Linked DNA regions of Homo sapiens: region 2 is linked to region 1. Evidence: chromatin contacts called from ENCODE Hi-C or POLR2A ChIA-PET data. All regions are on one chromosome and are shown on one strand. The core of a region is the stretch at or near the end of the contact, and the rest is flanking DNA. Distances in the headings are between cores, read along the strand shown.

Region 1 (4,358 bases), core at 182-2,681:
AAACAATGTTATCCTCTGTCTTACTAAGTTTTATAGTATGATTTTCCATTGCCTGAAATCTCTAATTCTGTAAACCATCCGAACTATATTTAAGTAAAGTAGTTCACTTGTGCATTTTGATAGAGTTTGATGTTTGCTTCTTCTATTTTGAGGAGGAACATGCCACCCACTCTTGGATGAAGTGGTGATTTAACTATAACTATAATACAGATATCTGACTCAACAACTGGCTGGAGTTCTGAAAGTAAAACCATGCAAATCAAGGAGATGGTAGCCAGCCTTAAATTCTCTATTGCCTCATAGTAAATTTATCTATAACATCCTTTGGAATGCTCAGATCGCTTCTAGTTATATCAAGATCATCAGTAAGTCTGCTCAAGAAAAGCCAACCTCCTCTTTCTTGGTCAAAAGGTGGGTTTAAACTTTTTAAATTTCGGTATCTAAAGGCAATTTTTAAAAAAGTTTTCAATGTTTTTGAAAGATTGAACTTTCCAGATTTAAATATTTTTTCATACTCTTAACCAAGTTGTAAAGTTCTGAGCCTGTGGAGGGGTTGGGGGTTGAAGGATAGAGTTTTCATATACCCATATGAAATGCACATACATAATCACATGCCACAAACCACAATCACTGTTAGAACTGTACAGTGTGACCTTGATAGGTACGGGCCCTGCTGGCACAGGACTTACAGATTGGTGGGGCAGAAAAATATTAAAAACTACACAAATGGCCAGATGGATACAAATATGATAAGAGCCATGAAGGAAAACATTTAGTTGAAAGCACTGCAATACAAGTGAGTCCAATATATGTCAAGTACAACACAAAGCATCTTCTTTGCATGGGTTTTACTACTTTCTAGCACATTCTTGCAGTGTTCTTAGGTAGGCAGCAATGCTGTAAGACACAGTGAGGTGAAAATTAGGAGAAAGTAGTGACAGAATATTTTTCCTCTTAATGTAAATTGTGAAGGAAAAAAATTCCTCTACAAAAATTCCCGTAGTCTAAACTCCACATTTTCAAAAGTCCTTAGAGCCATGGCAAGTTTCCATGGAGCACAGATTGAACTCTCTCATGTAGAAGAATAACCTACTTGTTTTCAGGAGAAAGGCGGGAAAAGTGCCTGAAACCACACCCACTAATGACATCAACAATTTCCAGAAGGAAGGCTCGCCCATAAAAAGGGTGCCAGCTTGGCTGGACAGAGAAAGCATGATGGTGGCCCCACCCATGATGTCAGCCCTGGGCCCTGACCGTACAGAACCTTCACACTGGGTTTCTTAAGGACCAGTTGCCATCTTGTCTCCTCCCTCCCCACAGCCCAAACTCAAATGCTAACTTTGACCTTCCTTCCTGCCCCTGCTGTGTCAGTTGGCATGTCTCAGGACTGTAGCAAAAGAAAGCTGGATTTTTTCCAGGAATAGCTTCAGTCTTGCTCAGATGAAAGGCAGGATGCCAGGGCGAGGTGATTTTGTTATTAATCAACCTTGATTTGCAGAAGATGACACAGATGCCAGGTCTGTGCTTTAAGTATCCTTTCAGCAGTGCTGAAAGTCAAATATTATTCAGCTAGGTTCTAAGCAGGCAGTTTAAATCATGCTAAAGGCTGTGCCATTTCAGTGCTAGAAACAGGAACTGAAAACGAATAATGTGCTATTGGGAAACTGCGGTGAACTCTGTCATTTTGAACCCTGAGCACCTGTTTGTACTTGTAAAGCTGAGAGTTCATGTCGAGGGAACATGGAGCTATTGGAATATGGCAGGACTGAATCTGTCCAACTTGACTTCAAGGGCATTTAAGTGAAAATTTGCTTTAAACAGTCAATGCTGAGGAGAGAAGAGACTCTGGAAATCTATAATCTAATCCTTGGGGAGCATTTCTAGTTTAATAAGTGGTAGAACACATTGCCCATCTTAGACAATCACCCATAAAAAATGTCCTGACCAAAATCCTGCTAGGCTATGCAAGTACTCCTAGTACTGAATGTCGGCTCAGTGAGTGCACACTTTGACTTTATTAATGGTGAACCATTTATCTGGACCCATGATAAGAGTCAAGTCTACCCTTTCATAAATTGATTTTGTTTTGTTTTCTAATGAAAAGTTTTAAACAATCTATATAAATGGCATATTGTCTAAATTGTAAAGTGTCGAGATGACATTTCATTTGTTTTTTGTTCTATTGAGAAATGGAAAGGTTAAGGGCTTCGGTGTCAAATGGATCAAAATTCAGACTCCAGTTTAGATACTTATGAGCTGTGCAATTCTGAGCAGTTTGCCTAACCTCTTAAAACTTCAGTTTTCAGCCGGGAGCGGTGGCTCATGCCTGTAATCCTAGCACTTTGGGAGGCCGAGGCAGGTGGATCATGAGGTCAAGAGATTGAGACCATCCTGGCCAACATGGTGAAACCCCGTCTCTACTAAACATACAAAAATTAGCTGGGCGTGGTGGCAGGCGCCTGTAGTCCCAGCTACTTGGGAGGCTGAGGCAGGAGAATCACTTGAACCAGGGAGGCAGAGGTTGCAGTGGGCCGAGATTGTGCCACTGCACTCCAGCCTGGTGACAGAGTGAGACTCCGTCTCAAAAACAAAACAAAACAAAACAAAAACTTCAGTTTTCCTCATTTGTAAAATGGAATCATTATAACAATACCTTGCACGAGCTAAAAACTTTCCTGTCACATATGCTAGAGGCCTAGCCCAGAGTATCTAAGTGCTCCATAAATGGTGGAGAGCTGCCGAAGTAGTGGGAATGGAAGTAGCAAGAATGTTATGAACAGTATTTGTCTTTCTGAAAGAGACTGCTCTTGACAAAAAGAATCATATCATACACTTCAGTGGAATTTCTCAGCATTTCTAGCATGGGGTGCAGGCAACAATCAGTGCTAGCTGAAATGTACTGACATGAATGAGTTGGGCATCAGTACATTTTCCCAGCTAGGATAATGGAGCAGGGAGGCAAGGTCACCAACTATTTTCTAGAGAGAGACATGTTAACACACACAGAGTGCTTCACTAGAAACATAGAAATAAGAACTTCCTCTGTCACAAAGGGTGTGAGATACTTGAGGGTGAAGAGGGGAGCAGTGGGGGGTAGAAGGTGGGGAAGGAAATGATGCAGAACCATTACAACATGGGCCAAATAACAAGTGAGAGGGAACGAAAAGAAGGGAACTCATGCTTGCTGAGCATGATATGTCAGCACTTGACACAAAATCCTTACTCTACCCTGAAATTTAAGTCCTTTTAGCCTCAGAGAGCTTAAATAAACCTGCCCAAGGTCCCACAGCCAATAAATGGTAGAACTAAAAATTGTACTTAGGGCTCTCCACCTTCAAATGGGGGTTCACTCACAGCTGCATGCCGCCACCCTGCTGTATCACAGTGCTCAGGATTTTTATGCGATGCCAATTTCTCCTCCAGCTGCCTCCCTTTCCTCACCCTTCATATAGATGATGTATAATTTATCATTCAAACCAGGCGACGTTGGAGACTCGAAGAGGGAGCTGTTTCTCCAGGACAACAGGCCAAACCAGCACTGTCTTAGGCAACACTGGACAGTTACTCACTCCACTCAAAAGAGTTATCTACACTCTGAGCTTCCTCAGCCCTCAAGCACTAATAACTACACTTATGCTATTCACTCTCTAAATGCTCTGGCTAAGATCACTGAGGACCTCCATGTCCCTAAATCACAAAGATGTTTTTAGTCCTTTTTTATTTGACTTATTAGGCTATTCTTTTTTTCTTCTCCTCCTTCTTTGAGACCAAGTCTCACTCTATCGCCCAGGCTGGAGTGCAGTGGCGTGATCTCTGCTCATTACAACCTTCGCCTCCCAGGTTCGAGCGATTCTACTGCCTCAGCCTCCAGAGTAGCTGGGACTACAGGTGTGCACCACCATGCTCGGCTAATTTCTTTTGTACTTTTATTAGAGACGGGGTTTCATCATGTTGGCCAGGCTGGTCTTGAACTTCTGAGCTCAAGTGATCCACCTGCCTTGGCCTCCCAAAGTGCTGGGATTACAGGTGTGAGCCACCGCCCTGTGCTGACTTATTAGACTATTCTGATGACTTCCGTTGTTTGCTACTCTGCATCTCCTTGGCTTTTGGGATACAGTACCACACTAGTTATCCTTGAAAACTATTTCTAGTTCTTCTAACACATAATCTTCTACTCAACTTTTAAGTACTGGAGCCCCTTAAGGCTTGGCCAGAGACCCTCTTTATTGAAAAAAAATTATTTATTTCTATATGTTCTCACTAGGGAACCTCATCTCTCCTGATGGCTTCACATAAGGTCTTTAAATTAATTACCATAAAATTTGCATTCCCACTCCAGATCTTGGATCTGAGCCCCA
Region 2 (4,171 bases), core at 1,597-4,096, 600 kb before region 1:
TAATCTATTCTGTGCACAGTTGATTTAGGGCAGAAATAAAAGCTCAGACAACAAAGCAAGGCTCCTCTTACACACTACTATGTCTGAATACAAATGGTTCATAATTGAAGGCTAAACTTCCTCATCTCACCCACAGCCAGCTGCAAGGGCAAACATGGACACTCTGTTGCATCATATAGAAACTGCTGGGCATGCAGGAGTGTGGAAGACAAAAGGCTGGCAATGTGTCAGGCTCTGTGGGGCAGGGTCAACTGCAATGAGTGCTTATATGCGAGGCGAGTGTTTAGCACGGGGAGAAGGGCCCATCGCACTGCAGGAAGCCTTCTCCCTGAGACTCGGGGCAATGCCTTGGGAGAGTATGGGGTGGTACTTCCTATTAAAATGTGGCATAGAAGGGGTTATTTGCGGATGTTCTCGTCTTCTGCAGCTTTGAGGCTGAGATCTCAAGGCCTTGGGCAGACTGGAATCTTTTCAATTCCACAGAAGTGCTGTTGGCGAAGAAAGAACATTCGTTTGGTGTTGCTCTCCTTGCTTTTCACTCTTTTCCCCTCGCTTTTCTGATTGATTCGCTTTTACTAGCTCTTGCTTGCTCTGAAATCTCCGGAAAAGCCAGGTTTTGATTCCTTATGTTTCTCTAGTTCTCCCCTTTTCCTTCCTATTACCACCTTCCTTTTTCACAGGAGCCAGAGAGGTGGTCTCTGCGTGCTTCCCACACCACATTGACAAGGAAAGGGAGGGACATTCCAAGGCTGGAAGCCCTGCCAGGACTGGGTGCATTATAAGGTGGTGACTGACTGTGGTGAAAGTCCCTTCGATGTCCTACGGATTCTCCCATGTGACTGACGCGAGATGCGTGGCTCTATTCATTTTAATTACATTTAGAATCAGTATTTATATCTTGAAATGAGTCTTCTTCCTCCAAGCCTTTGCCGGCACACTGTTTTTCATCTTGGCATTCTCCCAGATTTAAAAAATTGACCTGAGATGGACACAGGGGTGGAAGAGGTTTTGGTGCCCTGTGTCTTTCTCTCTACTGATAAGACTTTTGCTTCTAAAGAGAGACTGGCCCCACTAACAGCAATGATATTGGCACTGCACATTATTCAGAAGCTACGGGGGGCAGGAATGGTTTATAGCTATGGACATTAACTTTGAATAATGTGTATTCTTAGTAAAACCTCTAAGATTAAAAAAATTAAAATGTTTGCTTAAGTAACGAGATTCATTGGCTGACTCTATTGGGATGTGATTCACAAGTCAATTCATGCTGGGGCATCTGTCAAAGAAGAGAACCCTAGAAAAGTAGCCTGTCACCCTTATTTCTGGGGAATAAGAGGCAAGCTATTAAGGCCATTTCTCAAAACTAAACAGCCATCCTCACAACAATGACAGCAGCCATCCCACCCTCTGCGATGACATACAAATATGGAAAAATGTTATGTGCAGATTCTCTAAATTAAAAATGAGGAGGGACAAAGGGGAACACACATTCAGTTCAGTCAAAGACAACTTCAAATGAAGAAGTTACTGCTATTTTTCTGCACTGAAAATTGATTTCTGGTTCACCAAGAGACCAGCCTGATTCTAAGTGTGGTCTCAGTATTGGGGTCTCTACAAGCATCACTAGCCAGCTCATTCCTGCCCACTGAGCCCAAGGACCAGGGTAAATCAATAAAAAGTACAAATAATCTTAGGTTGGTACAGATTCTCTGCATGGCATCAAAAAGTATGATGAACAGGGACTATTACAGAATAGCTGCCTGGAAATATACCCACTATTCAGGGCTGCAATTTATCAATTAAGAACACAACTTTTATTTTGGACAGAATGTCTAAGAAGCTAATGGGTGTTAATTTGGAGGAGCAAAGCCTTTGTTTTGTAAAGTACAGGACGGACAGCACTCTGGATTTAATCACAGTCCACCATTATGGTGGGCCCCAAAAGTCTCGGAGGCAGCAAATCTCTGAATATTTTGTTTAGCTTCAGCATTGAATCAACTCTATAAAATGAGGGGATATTTGACTTAGCTGATACTTTTGTTCATATTTTACTTGCACATTTTTAAAAGATGTAAATAAATCTGTGTTTGGTTTAAGTTTTCCTGGTCATGATGCTGCTTCAAAGGAAAAAAAAAGAATTAATAAAAGGAGGCATGAAAAACCTAATTCTTTTTCAAAAATAATAGGGATAAAAGAACAGTGTGAAATCAATGGTGGCACTGAAATAATAGTTACAAAGGAAATGCAGTACAGTACATAGCTTAACTCTAGTTTTTAGGGATTGCAAATTAGACATCCCAGGAACAAACTGTTAACGTCAACTTTCCCCAGTCACTCCAGGTCATCATTTAAGTTGCCAATGAGGAAACATCCTCAAATAGGACATGTCTTGTTCAAATTAAATATTGCTACATAAAGGTCACAATGCCTTTTATTTTTGGTGAGGCATGTCTTGCCTGATATTGGGCAGATCTGACTCAGTCTGACATCCCCTCAATCCAATCCCATGGTTGGGGGTGGTGGGGCAGCAGCGGGGGGGTTACAGCCCTACCTGATCGAGGCAGTTGCTGCGTAGATATCTCAGTGCTTGCTGAATACTTTGAGGCAGGGGCTGTCCCGTTCTTTGGACGTGGACTATGAGAGGAACGCCAAAGACAGCCTTGTCTTTGTAGTCGGGAACTTTCATCCTCTTCATGAACTTTGGAACTGACCTAGAATTTACAGAAACCAGGTCATGCAAGCCTCCTGGGTCACACTGTGGGGTGAGGCTCTGGAAGCAAGCATGAGGGAAGCCAGGCTTTTGTTGGAATACCCAACAGATGCGGGGTGAATTCAACATTCTCTCTGCATTAATCACAGGACACTGCTGTGCTCTGTGTGGCCCTTGCCTGCTTGCTATCTCTAGCTACTAAACAGCATGAGTCACGTTCCCAGAATGTATTTGTAGCTCTGTTTTCAGGTCAAGTGGACAACTTTCCAATTTAACTGTGATAGACTTATTTCTCAAGTGCTGAACACTTAAAAGTCCCCAACAAAACAAAACAAATTAAAAATTACAAGAGGAAGAAGAAATCTGGCTGGGGTTGGAGGAAAAGGAAGGGAGAAAAGAAGAACAATATTTCTTGGCTCTATCTTACTTTTCTAGAGCCAGTTGTAGTTTTCAAAGGACATTTTAATACAGAAGCATATATTGATTTGACCATGAATTTATAACCTTCTAAAATATTTCATAAAAGCACCATTGATTTTTTAAATATGTATAATATAAAACATAGAACAATTACTGACACATTTTGTATTTTTTCAAACCCACCAAATCATCTACAATAGGTCCACATTCAAGTTCTAACATGCTTCTGTCAATTCCTTATTACAAGGTTTACTGCATATTCTTGTTTCTATTTGCCAATGAAATAAAAGCAGAAATGTATTTGAAGAATTAAATGCTCTTTGAATGAATCAATGCTCTAAGTGGTAAGCTTTGCATCAGGCCAGAAGGTACAAGTGACAGCTGTTTCTGTGCAAACTGCCAGGATTATTTTATGGCAAGTTTATTTTTATTTCCTCTGTTCACAATTAATCACCCTTTACTTGTCTCTTTTTCCTTTCTTGGAGCCTGACTGCCTTCCCTGGAAACCAACTGAGAACTACAAATAGAGCAATGTTTCCTGTAGGGTCCACTGCATCGAGGCTACGGCAGAGCTCATGCCTTATGTCCAGGAGATCATCAGTGAAGGCAATGAATGGGTTTTTCAGATATCACAAAGTAAACATGGAAGCTTCTGCAATCACACACTTAGCTCTAGAGCCAAGGATCCCCTCCTAGGTGAATGTGCTACGCACCATGTCCAGCCGTGCTTGTTGGACATGGAGTGCTTCTCCATGATGGCCGTGAGGCGGAGCAGTGAGAAGCGCTGGAGCAGGCTCAGCTGGCTGGCCGTCTGGCTGCTGATGTGGGGCGATGCTGGGGCCGGCCGGGGCTGGTGCGACAGCTGGAAACTGTTCCATCGGAGTCGCCTTTACCAGAGAGACCATCAGAGAAGCCAGTCACAAAGTGGACTTGGTAGCGGGAAACACGGGACATCACCAAGGTACACGCAGCTAATCAAGATAGCAGCCGAGCAAAGAAAATCGCAAAGCAAATGGAACAGAAGACACAAGTGTGCAGAAT

What was found. Hi-C counts contacts between places; a loop is a spot of excess contacts on that map. ChIA-PET counts read pairs that join two places held with the same protein, here RNA polymerase II (POLR2A). Pooled maps may share reads with other maps.
Region 2: a map of IMR-90 shows a loop between it and region 1 (4-fold over the local background). The contact joins two enhancer-like sites. A Hi-C loop is called at or near these places in 4 of 168 maps with a recorded cell type or tissue (IMR-90, OCI-LY7, endothelial cell of umbilical vein and 1 more), 10 of 37 single-sample maps with no recorded cell type and 11 of 50 pooled maps. POLR2A ChIA-PET finds 5 or more read pairs at or near these places in 1 of 52 experiments (OCI-LY7).

What each region holds. Positions count from the first base shown.
Region 1 is chr13:33,727,265-33,731,622 of GRCh38, forward strand. No RefSeq gene overlaps it. Among named protein-coding and RNA genes, the nearest start is that of RFC3, 89 kb to the right of the region's middle. Within about 2 kb of position 1,432, at least 10 of the 41 ENCODE cell types and tissues checked have a DNase peak (open chromatin) inside an H3K27ac peak, as active enhancers do.
Region 2 is chr13:33,123,530-33,127,700 of GRCh38, forward strand. STARD13 (StAR related lipid transfer domain containing 13) reads right to left here. Exons shown (of 14, transcript NM_178006.4): 6 at 3,844-4,017; 7 at 2,552-2,711. Among named protein-coding and RNA genes, the nearest start is that of KL, 110 kb to the left of the region's middle. Within about 2 kb of position 2,847, at least 25 of the 41 ENCODE cell types and tissues checked have a DNase peak (open chromatin) inside an H3K27ac peak, as active enhancers do.